Regions from separate parts of the Homo sapiens genome. Here regions 1 and 2 are each linked to region 3. Evidence: chromatin contacts called from ENCODE Hi-C data. All regions are on one chromosome and are shown on one strand. The core of a region is the stretch at or near the end of the contact, and the rest is flanking DNA. Distances in the headings are between cores, read along the strand shown.

Region 1 (2,962 bases), core at 282-2,781, 2.1 Mb before region 3:
AAGATAAAATAAGACTGCACGGATATCAGGATTTTCCCAGCGTGCTTTATTCATAGCCATCTGACACAACAGGACCTAACAGAGCTTTTAGGAAAAACTGAATTCTCAGCCCACAATCACTTTCCAGGAACTTCCCTGCAAACAGTGCTGTGCGCTGGCAGGATGGAAATCTTAGCAATCTCCCTCCTGCTTCCATAGTTTCCTCCTCTCTAAATAAAATTATTTATGGGGACTTAATGAGAGAGCAAGCCTTGTGTGAAAGGAATTCAAGAAAGTGCGGCTTCTAAAAATACACCTAGGCAGCTCTACAGTCCTTATTGTTACAACCTGACGTTTTGCAGTTCATGCCATGAACCTAACTACACTTCTTGCCAAATACACACAAGCGTACAAAGAAGAGGAAAAGTAAAAACTATGTTACTATGTTTTATCTTTCTGCAATCCCTTTGAGTAAACAGTAGTAATTTTCTGTTGACATACTCAATGCAAATTTCCCAAAGGCTACACAATACAAAACAAAAGACCTGTTAGCTTCCTCAGAGCTGGGGGGAGGAGAGGCAGGGGGAGAGAAATAAAGTTGATGGAGCTCCAGTTTCTCCTAAGCCTGCAGTCCTGAGCCTCCAGTCACCCTAGTCTTTTTGTAGAGATTTTTTGAGTTTCAGTCTCCACTTGGGAAGGTTCCTTGGCCCCTTCTCTCCCAATGTCAATAAAACCCTCATCTCTCCCGCTTTGCCCCCAGCTTTTTGGGGAAATTGGACCTTGCCTAGGCGTCTTGTTCCAGTGGGTTGAAAAGTACAGCTGGTGATGTGAGGATAAATATTTAAACTAATGGGCTGGGTCACAGCGTGGGGGTCTTCAAGAGAGGGCCTCCTCCTCCTTCCGCCACGTGCTCCTCACTTGGGGTGCAGGGCTCCTGGACAAGGGGCTAAGACGGACGAGGGTGGGATGAAGGGAGATGGACAGACCAGACTGTAAGTGAAGGAGGCCCTCTAGGAAACATCGTCTCGACCGAACATTGACGGAGAAAAAAAAAATGGCCCAAATGCCCCTAGTGGGGAAGCATACACCCCACGCAGGCTGGGTTGGGGTGGGGGTGCTTCGCGGCCTCTCACCTGACTTCCTCCTCCGCCTGCACACACACTACAGTAACCCCCTCTACTCACCCCCCAAAACCCAGCCAAACAACAAGCAACAAGAGGAAGCCGCAGGCGACAAGAGGAGGAGTGCGCGTGTTGGGGGCCCCCGGAGAGGTGAGGGGGCAGGGTTGGCGGGCGACGAGAACCGCGCCGCGCACCCCAAGCGCACCCCCAAGCGCCCACACTTACCCCTCGAGGCTGAGGGTCCTGTCTTCCGCGCCAACCCCCGTGTGCGCCCCCTGGCCCGCCCTCGCCCCTCCGGCCCGCCGCCCCCCACACCCCGGCCGGCGCGCTGGGAGGGAGCCCGGGAGCGGTGCGCAGCAGCGGCGGCGGCGGCGGCGGCTCGGGCTCGGCTCGGCTCGGGCTTCAGTGCGCCTAGTGTCGCCAGCGGCCGCCGAGGCTCCCACCGCCAGGGGGAGAAGCCGGGCGGGCGCTGGGGAGGCGGGCCGGGCCCTGGCCGCCCCGCTGGCCAGCCCGCGCCGCACAAGCTCCGAAGCGGCGGCTACGCGGGGTCCGCCGAGCCCCCGGGCGCAGCGTGCCCGGTCCGAAGCGCCACGTCTGGATGCGCGTCCCGGGTGGCTGCGGGCTCCCGCGGGGGACGCCCCGGCCGCTCCGGTGCGCCTCCAGACTGCAGGCGCCGCGACCGACGAGACGAGAGCAGCTCCCGCCGGCCCCTTCCCCCTCCCGCCCCCGCCGCCGCCCCCTCCCCCTTCTCCCCCCCCCGCCCGTTAACATCTCCTCCCTCCCCCTCCTTCTCTTCCTTCCCTTGGCCCCGCGCGCTCGCTCGCTCGCTCCTCGCCTCGCTCTCCCCTTTAAACGCCCACTTCGTATGGGGAAAGAGGACAACTTGAAGTCAAGTTGCAATTAACTTCCGCGGCAGCCGCAGCTCCGGCGGCGGCGGCGGCGGCAGGAGAGGCAGAAGCCGCCGCCTCGGAAGTCCGACGCCGGCGCGCCCGCCCGGGGAGCCGTTCTTGGTTTCAGGCCCGCACTCGACAGCCACCGCCGCCCCCAACGTCCATGCCTGAGTGAGTTCTGCTCTTTTGCCTCCCTTTTCCCCTTGCTACTCTTGCTGTTTTATCTCTGTCCCTCTTTTTCCGGAATCAATCCAAACTTCTCCGTAGCACCCACTCCTCGTCCCCTATTGGGGCGGCTGGGCTCCCCTCTCGTGGGCGCAGGGCTTCAACGGTCTTCCGAGCCCCTTTTCTCACGCAGACGGACCTTGGAGGGGTGGGCTGGTAGAGTAGGGGAGAGCGGTCGGGATGGGGGATTTGAAGATGCCATTCGTTTTCTGTCTGGGTGTGGACACACCACCACACCTGCCCAATAGACCCTGGCTGAACAAACTCCTTCAGGTCACCGGTATGGCCCCTTTTAGAAAAGGAAAGGGGAGTGGAAAAGACCGAAGGAAGCAAATGGGGAAAAGGGGAGCCTCTCGGTGCGTTCTGGAGCCGGGCGGGCAGTAAGGTGCCTGGAGGAGTGGGCTGCGGGAGTGGTAATGTTCCCCCACCGGATCGCGAGTCTGCTCAGCATCCTTTCCCGGTCCATCTCCGCCTCCCTCCGCTCCCTGCCTGCGCGGCTGATTGTAAGCATCGGCGAAGAGGGGCCTGGGAAGTTTGTGGCAACTTCTGCATCCCGGGAGCTACTCGGGCGCCGGGGCGCTCAAGTTGGAGCCCGGAGTTTGAAAGCCGCGGCACTCCTCATTTCGAGCCCTCGCTGGCTGTAGCGAGGCCGGTCCTGGAGAGGCTGCTGGCGTGAATGTGGGTTTGGAGTTGGGCAAGAGGCAGAAGAAAGGGCCGTCCTCTTAGCAGGGGCCGGGACATCACAGG
Region 2 (2,738 bases), core at 27-2,526, 2.1 Mb before region 3:
AAATGAGGCATTTCTATTTTGGGTTACATTGTAATATTCTTTATTTTTACATGAACTATATTTAATAGATTGTCTAAATAATAGGATCATACTTATGTGGTAATGACCATTTATCTAACTGGGTAACCTACCCTAGATTACAGCAGAAGTGTTTATTGCTACAACAGATGTATTTACCAACCCAAACTTTCCTCTTTTGCCTAGCGTAAATTATTTGAAGAATGATGGCATCTTTTCCTTTATAATAACAAGTCAGGTCTCTTTCAAGTGACCCAAATTTTGTTTAACTCGGCCACGTATTTCTTCTTCCAAAGTATTCTATGGCTCAGAAGTGAGGGCGATTTGAACCAACGTCTGACTAGTACAGAACGCTCTTACTCAGTTCTTTCTAATGTTGGCTCCTCATAGTTTAAGGACCACCCTCCTTAGAGGATAAACATTCCGAGCGTTTCGAGGCTCCTGGCCTTTATTGCTGTACACGTTTCTGCACCCTCCGCGCTTCCCCGGAGAGAACTGCCTTCCGTCTGTACCCCTCCAGCCACTTCCTGATGGCTCCCTACCTCATTCCTCAGCGCCTGTCACCTGCGTACCCGCGCCCTTCTCCCACGGGGCCGGTGCGTCTCCCTGTCCCCCCACCTCGCCTGTCCCTCTGCGACGCTCCAGGCGTACTCCTTTTTGTGGCTTTTGTGGCGTGTGGGTGGTTGGTTAGTTTTCTCCCCTGGCCCTCGCCCCCTCCTCCCCGTCATTTTCCTTCCCCCCGCCCCCCGTGCCCGTCCTGCCCGTCCTGCCCCTCCTCCCTCCCACTCACACACCTGCCCCTGCCGCCCGCGCGCCGCGCGCTCCCCTCCCCGCTCCGGCGGACGCTGCCAGGGAAGCCCCCTCTCCTCCTCCCCTCTGCGCCCTCCCTGGCGCGTCTGGCGGCGGCCGGCGCTAGCCCTCGCACAGCGCCCTGTTATTCTGGGTATTGTGTGTAATAAATGTCGGGCCGCCTCACTCTAATCAAGCTCATTACAAATTCTTGCGCGCCCGGGGCCGGAAATCGTGCGCTCCCCCCATTCCCTCACTCATTCACTAGTTACTTGTCTTTCGGCTTTTTAACTCGCCGCCCCCGCCCCCTCCCCCAATCCCGGCCCTCCAGCCCGGGTTTTAATCCCCATCCCTTTTCCGCCCGCTCCGTGCACCCTGCCCCCCCACGCCGCCTTCCTCCTCGGCTCCGCACCCCCTTCCTCCTCTCCTCCCCCCTCCTCCTCCTCCGCCGCCGCCGCCGCCGCCGCCACTTTCTCGCTCGCTCCCGTTCCCCGGACGCGGCGGATGAGCCGGCCCCGCTGGGGAAGGCTCCGGGCGGCGGCGGGCGGCCGGGAGGAGGCTGCGTGCTCGGGGCTGGGGCTGCGAGCGGGGTGATTTTGTATTAAAATGAGGAGGAGGAAGAAGAGGCACCCACAGCGGCAGCGGCGGCGGCGGCGGCAGCAGCAGCAGGAGCAGCGGCGGAGAGGGCTGCAGCCCGGGCGGACGCGCGGAGCCGAGCGGGGCACGGCGGCGGCAGCGACAGCGGCCGGGATGAGTCAACTAATAATTTAATGGGGGCAGAGACGGCAGCGAGGGGTAGAGCTAGCGAGGGAGAGAGCGAGAGAAGCAGCCCCGTCCGGGGACTCGCGCTCACACTCACGCACACACACAAACACACACACACCTCTCCCTGTGCCACCCAGCAACACCCGGCCTCGTCACAACAACAACAGCCGCGGCCGCCCTCTATCCTGCCCGGGGGCCCAGCCGAAAGCCAGGGCGACTCTAGAGGACGCTGCCCGCCCCCCTCTTTCATTTCGGGAAACTCCTGATCAGTTTTGTCGGGGTTTCTGGGTTTCTTTTCCCCCAAAGTCCTAGTGCCATTGTGGTGCTCGTTGTTTACCTCGGACTCTGGACGAGTGAGAGCTTGGCGACTTTTTGGGGGGAGGGGGCGGGGAGTTTGTCGCTGCCTAGGCGGTGGAGGTGGCTGGGGGTGCCTTCTGATCTTCCTCCTCCTCCCCCTCCCCCCGAACCTCTTCTCTCCTCACTTGCTGGGACCCCAGACGCTCACAGCCCCGCGTCAATGGGCAGGGAGAGGGTCCTTGCGGCTGTTGTCAGCGAGGGCAGAATCAAAAGTGGCATTTTAGTGCCTTTCCGGGGCTTTTCTCGCGACCCCCTGCCCCCCACCCTCGCTGTCCCCCGCTAGATGCCCTCGTTGGGGGTGCGAGGCTGTGGGGAAAAGTTTAAGGTTTGTTAATATTAGTCGCGATTGTTGGCGAGGGGGGTGGGGGTGATTGGAAGGGAGGCGAGGTGGCCTTCCCAATGCGCGTTATTCGGGGTTATTGAAGAATAATATTGCAAGTGACAGCCAGAAGTAGACTTTCTGTCCTCACACCGAAGAACCCGAGTGAGCAGGAGGGAGGGAGAGACGCGAAGAGACCTTTTTTCCTTTTTGGAGACCTTGTCCGCAGTGATTTTTTTTTTTTTAAGAGAATCCTCAGTCACCACGTCGTTTCCCCAGCACCATCACAGTGTACAGCTCATAACGGGTTTTGCTTTGTTTTTACGATTTCCCCCCAACGAATCACTTGTCAGATCAATTTTATCTTCTTCCTCCTCCCTGCTTCCCACTCTCCCCTCCTCCCCATCGCAAACCCTGTTCTCTGAGGTTAGACATTTTACAAACCCCTATATGTTGGTTTTCGAATTGTGATTTTTTTTTTAAACCCCTT
Region 3 (2,955 bases), core at 17-2,516:
TAATGATACTTTAAATAATCTCACTGGTCGTCTAAAGGTTGCTAAGGCACCAACTCATAGTATGCTAACTGATAAATGAAAGAAATCAAGCATCAATACTGCCATTTCTTTACAGACTCATTTCAGGGGAATCAAAGCTGATGAGGGAAAGTTCTATATGGAACAATCACAGACAATATATACAGGAAGAATAACAGAAATGGATAATTAATCCTTAATGAAAAAATAGCTATCAGCAATGATCAATGGCTGCTAAAACAATTAGGTGAAAGTTTGATGAAGACCATTATATTGGATGAATCAGGCTGACAAATGCTGAAACCACTGATCCATCTTAACAGCATTAAAAGTGGGACAGACATTATATGCCTCATGTGATGCCACAGGAAGCACACCACTTTATAATACAGGCTTGCAAAAAAAAAATCTTGAATCCGAATATAAACAAGTTCTAAATCTAATTACCAGTTTACATGAAATACAGAGGAGAGAGGATCAAGCAACACCCTGAGGATACAATAGGCCAGGTTCAAAATGTGGGAAAGCCTACAGAACAAATAAGTCAGTTTCTTTAACAAATGAATCATGGGGGAAAAAAAGTGTCCATGTATATGTGTAGGGGGTGTAAGGAGTGTGCCATTAATTAATTAAAATAAAAGACATTAACCTAATGCAATATTCGGACTTTTGAGGCCATGAGGAAACAACACAGAAGGGTCTTAGAGGATATTAAGGAATCATTGTCACTTGTGTTAGGTATGATGATGACATTGTGGTTGTGCTGAGGTGATGTATCTGTTAGAAATATATACTGAAGAATTTAGAAGTGACACGATACAATTGCTAGGCTTTGCTTGAAAACACACCAGCAAGAAGAACACCCCCACAAAGAAGCTGAGGGCTGACAAAAACAGAATGCTGCTAGTCATGGAAGCCGGGTGATGGATGCACGAGAAGTCATTTTACTATCTCTACTTTGTCATATGTTTGAAAAAATATAAATAAAATCTGAGAAAGATACAAATATCAGACTAACCTAGTCCCTTGAGTAGGCTGGGAAAGGGTCTTATGTCAAAAGAAGAAACATTTTTTCAAACTCATAGAGCCAGAGGATCCTTAAGAAGTCACTTTAATCCAGCTTATCAACTCTGAGCATATTAACAAATATTTATGAAATACCTATTTTGTGCCTGGCACAGCAATAAACAAGACAGACGCACACCCACATGAAGGTTTCAAGTTAGACCACATCTAAGGCATCCAGCCTCTTGAAATCCTTTCTGAATAGGACAAGGAATAGCAAATTAATAACGACAACACACTCATGCAGTGCTCTGCCAAGCACTTTACATGTATGATCACCTTCAATCCCCGTAACAGCCCTATCATGTAGGTAGGTAGGCAGCAGTATCATCTCCCTTTTACATGTAGTTGTATGTAATTTTAAATGAGGCATAGAGCAGTTAAGTGACTTGCTCAAGGTCATCTACCTAGTAAGTAGTATAGGTGAGATCTGAACCCAGGCAATCTGGCTCAAGGGCTTTCGAGCCTATACTCTGAGCCACCGCACTATGAATTCCAAGCCACTCTGGCTGGAGTTAGCTCAATTTAAGTACCAAAAAGATCTGGACAGGCCTGGCAGGCAAGAGCAAGAGGACATTCTCGGCTAGACCTGAAAATGTTCTTCAGCACTTAGCACCAGAATAATGGCACTGAAAGGATGAACACTCCAGGCAAAGGTGATGACCTGGCCCATCTCAGCAATTCTGCCAATACTGAGTCAGCAACAGGGTGGCAGGCATAGCTGGGCAGGACAGATGACCCTTGCTCTCTGACAGTAGCAGGCACACAGCCAGCCGTGGTGCTGGCTAAACCGAGACAGTGGGCGACACCTCCCTATCTTCCCATCCCATGCTGCACTGGAGATGCTCACTTTGCACCTCCACTCCTAATGCAGAGAGGTCTGGGTTAGGTACTTTCCGCATACCTTTAGGTGTCCTCCCCCGCAGACTGCCTTCACCAGTTAGTAGACGTGCCCCTTGATAATCCCACATCCTTGCATCTCATCATGCTCCTATGCCCTCAGCCTGGGCACTTTGGGGCCAACTGGTAAGTCAGGGCTCCTTGTAGTGATCCAGAGCTTCACATATTCCCTTCACCTCTGAGGTACTAATGACCATTTCCTTGAATGGATTATGATATTCCCATCAGGTCAGTAGCTCCTCCCTTCCTCCCCAAATTCAAATCTGGGATCAAAATAGTTGACAAATGATCTCTGCTTAAAACTTGACAAAACTCAAAACTGGGCAGAAGCTAGAGTCACCTTCAGGTCCCATGAATCATATCTGTTCAAGCCCACAAGTCCCTGGGAGGCCTGCAACAACAAAGATAAGAAAGGGTAACCTGTCTTCTCTCATCCGCTCCAGAACAGAATCTCAACTGGAGCTCCTAGGTCTCCAGCACTTATCTGTCCTTCTTCCCAGGCTCCCTTCACCCTCCTGTGATCTCTATGCAGGCAACCTTGGGCCCAGGACTACTTGTCATAAAAGGAATGGCCTGGCCTCAGTCAGGACTTCTTTTGGATTTTTAAAAATCTAAACAAAGAACTACAATCTGCTTTCTAGCAGTTTCATCAGAGCAGCTTTGGGATGAGGCTCCACCATTCTTTCTATCCACTCTAGGGGACTGCCTCCCAATCTCAGACTTAGCAAGGAGTTAAAACATTAGTTGCTTTCTTTCAGTCATTCAACAACTATATGTTAAGGAGCTGCTGGTGCCAAGAACAATTCTGGCAAATGAGTGAAATAAAAAGTAGAAAAGCAGGATTTAGAAACAGCTCTCTACCCCCTAATCAATGCTAAGCACATTTCCATAGCAAGCCAGCCCAGGCACTGAAGGCAGATTCAACATGGAACACATCACCAATGCCTTTGTCCCAAGCAAGAAGCTGCCTCC

The links. Hi-C counts contacts between places; a loop is a spot of excess contacts on that map. Pooled maps may share reads with other maps.
Region 1: a map of CD8-positive, alpha-beta T cell shows a loop between it and region 3 (4-fold over the local background). The contact joins the promoter of SATB1-AS1 here to the enhancer-like site in region 3. A Hi-C loop is called at or near these places in 3 of 168 maps with a recorded cell type or tissue (CD4-positive, alpha-beta memory T cell and CD8-positive, alpha-beta T cell) and 8 of 50 pooled maps.
Region 2: a map of naive thymus-derived CD4-positive, alpha-beta T cell shows a loop between it and region 3 (5-fold over the local background). The contact joins the promoter of SATB1 here to the enhancer-like site in region 3. A Hi-C loop is called at or near these places in 5 of 168 maps with a recorded cell type or tissue (CD4-positive, alpha-beta T cell, CD8-positive, alpha-beta T cell and naive thymus-derived CD4-positive, alpha-beta T cell) and 8 of 50 pooled maps.

Annotation. Positions count from the first base shown.
Region 1 is chr3:18,443,806-18,446,767 of GRCh38, reverse strand. It overlaps SATB1-AS1 (SATB1 antisense RNA 1), which reads right to left and starts at 1,531. Exons shown (of 7, transcript NR_125803.1): 1 at 1,326-1,531. It also overlaps a transcript of SATB1 not described here. RefSeq lists a silencer at 1,406-1,625.
Region 2 is chr3:18,423,877-18,426,614 of GRCh38, reverse strand. SATB1 (SATB homeobox 1) reads left to right here and starts at 1,276. Exons shown (of 11, transcript NM_002971.6): 1 at 1,276-2,738.
Region 3 is chr3:16,304,246-16,307,200 of GRCh38, reverse strand. OXNAD1 (oxidoreductase NAD binding domain containing 1) reads right to left here. Exons shown (of 9, transcript NM_138381.5): 9 at 1,114-2,955. Among named protein-coding and RNA genes, the nearest start is that of OXNAD1, 41 kb to the right of the region's middle. Within about 2 kb of position 1,266, at least 4 of the 41 ENCODE cell types and tissues checked have a DNase peak (open chromatin) inside an H3K27ac peak, as active enhancers do; they include CD4-positive, alpha-beta T cell and CD8-positive, alpha-beta T cell, where a contact is called at or near this core.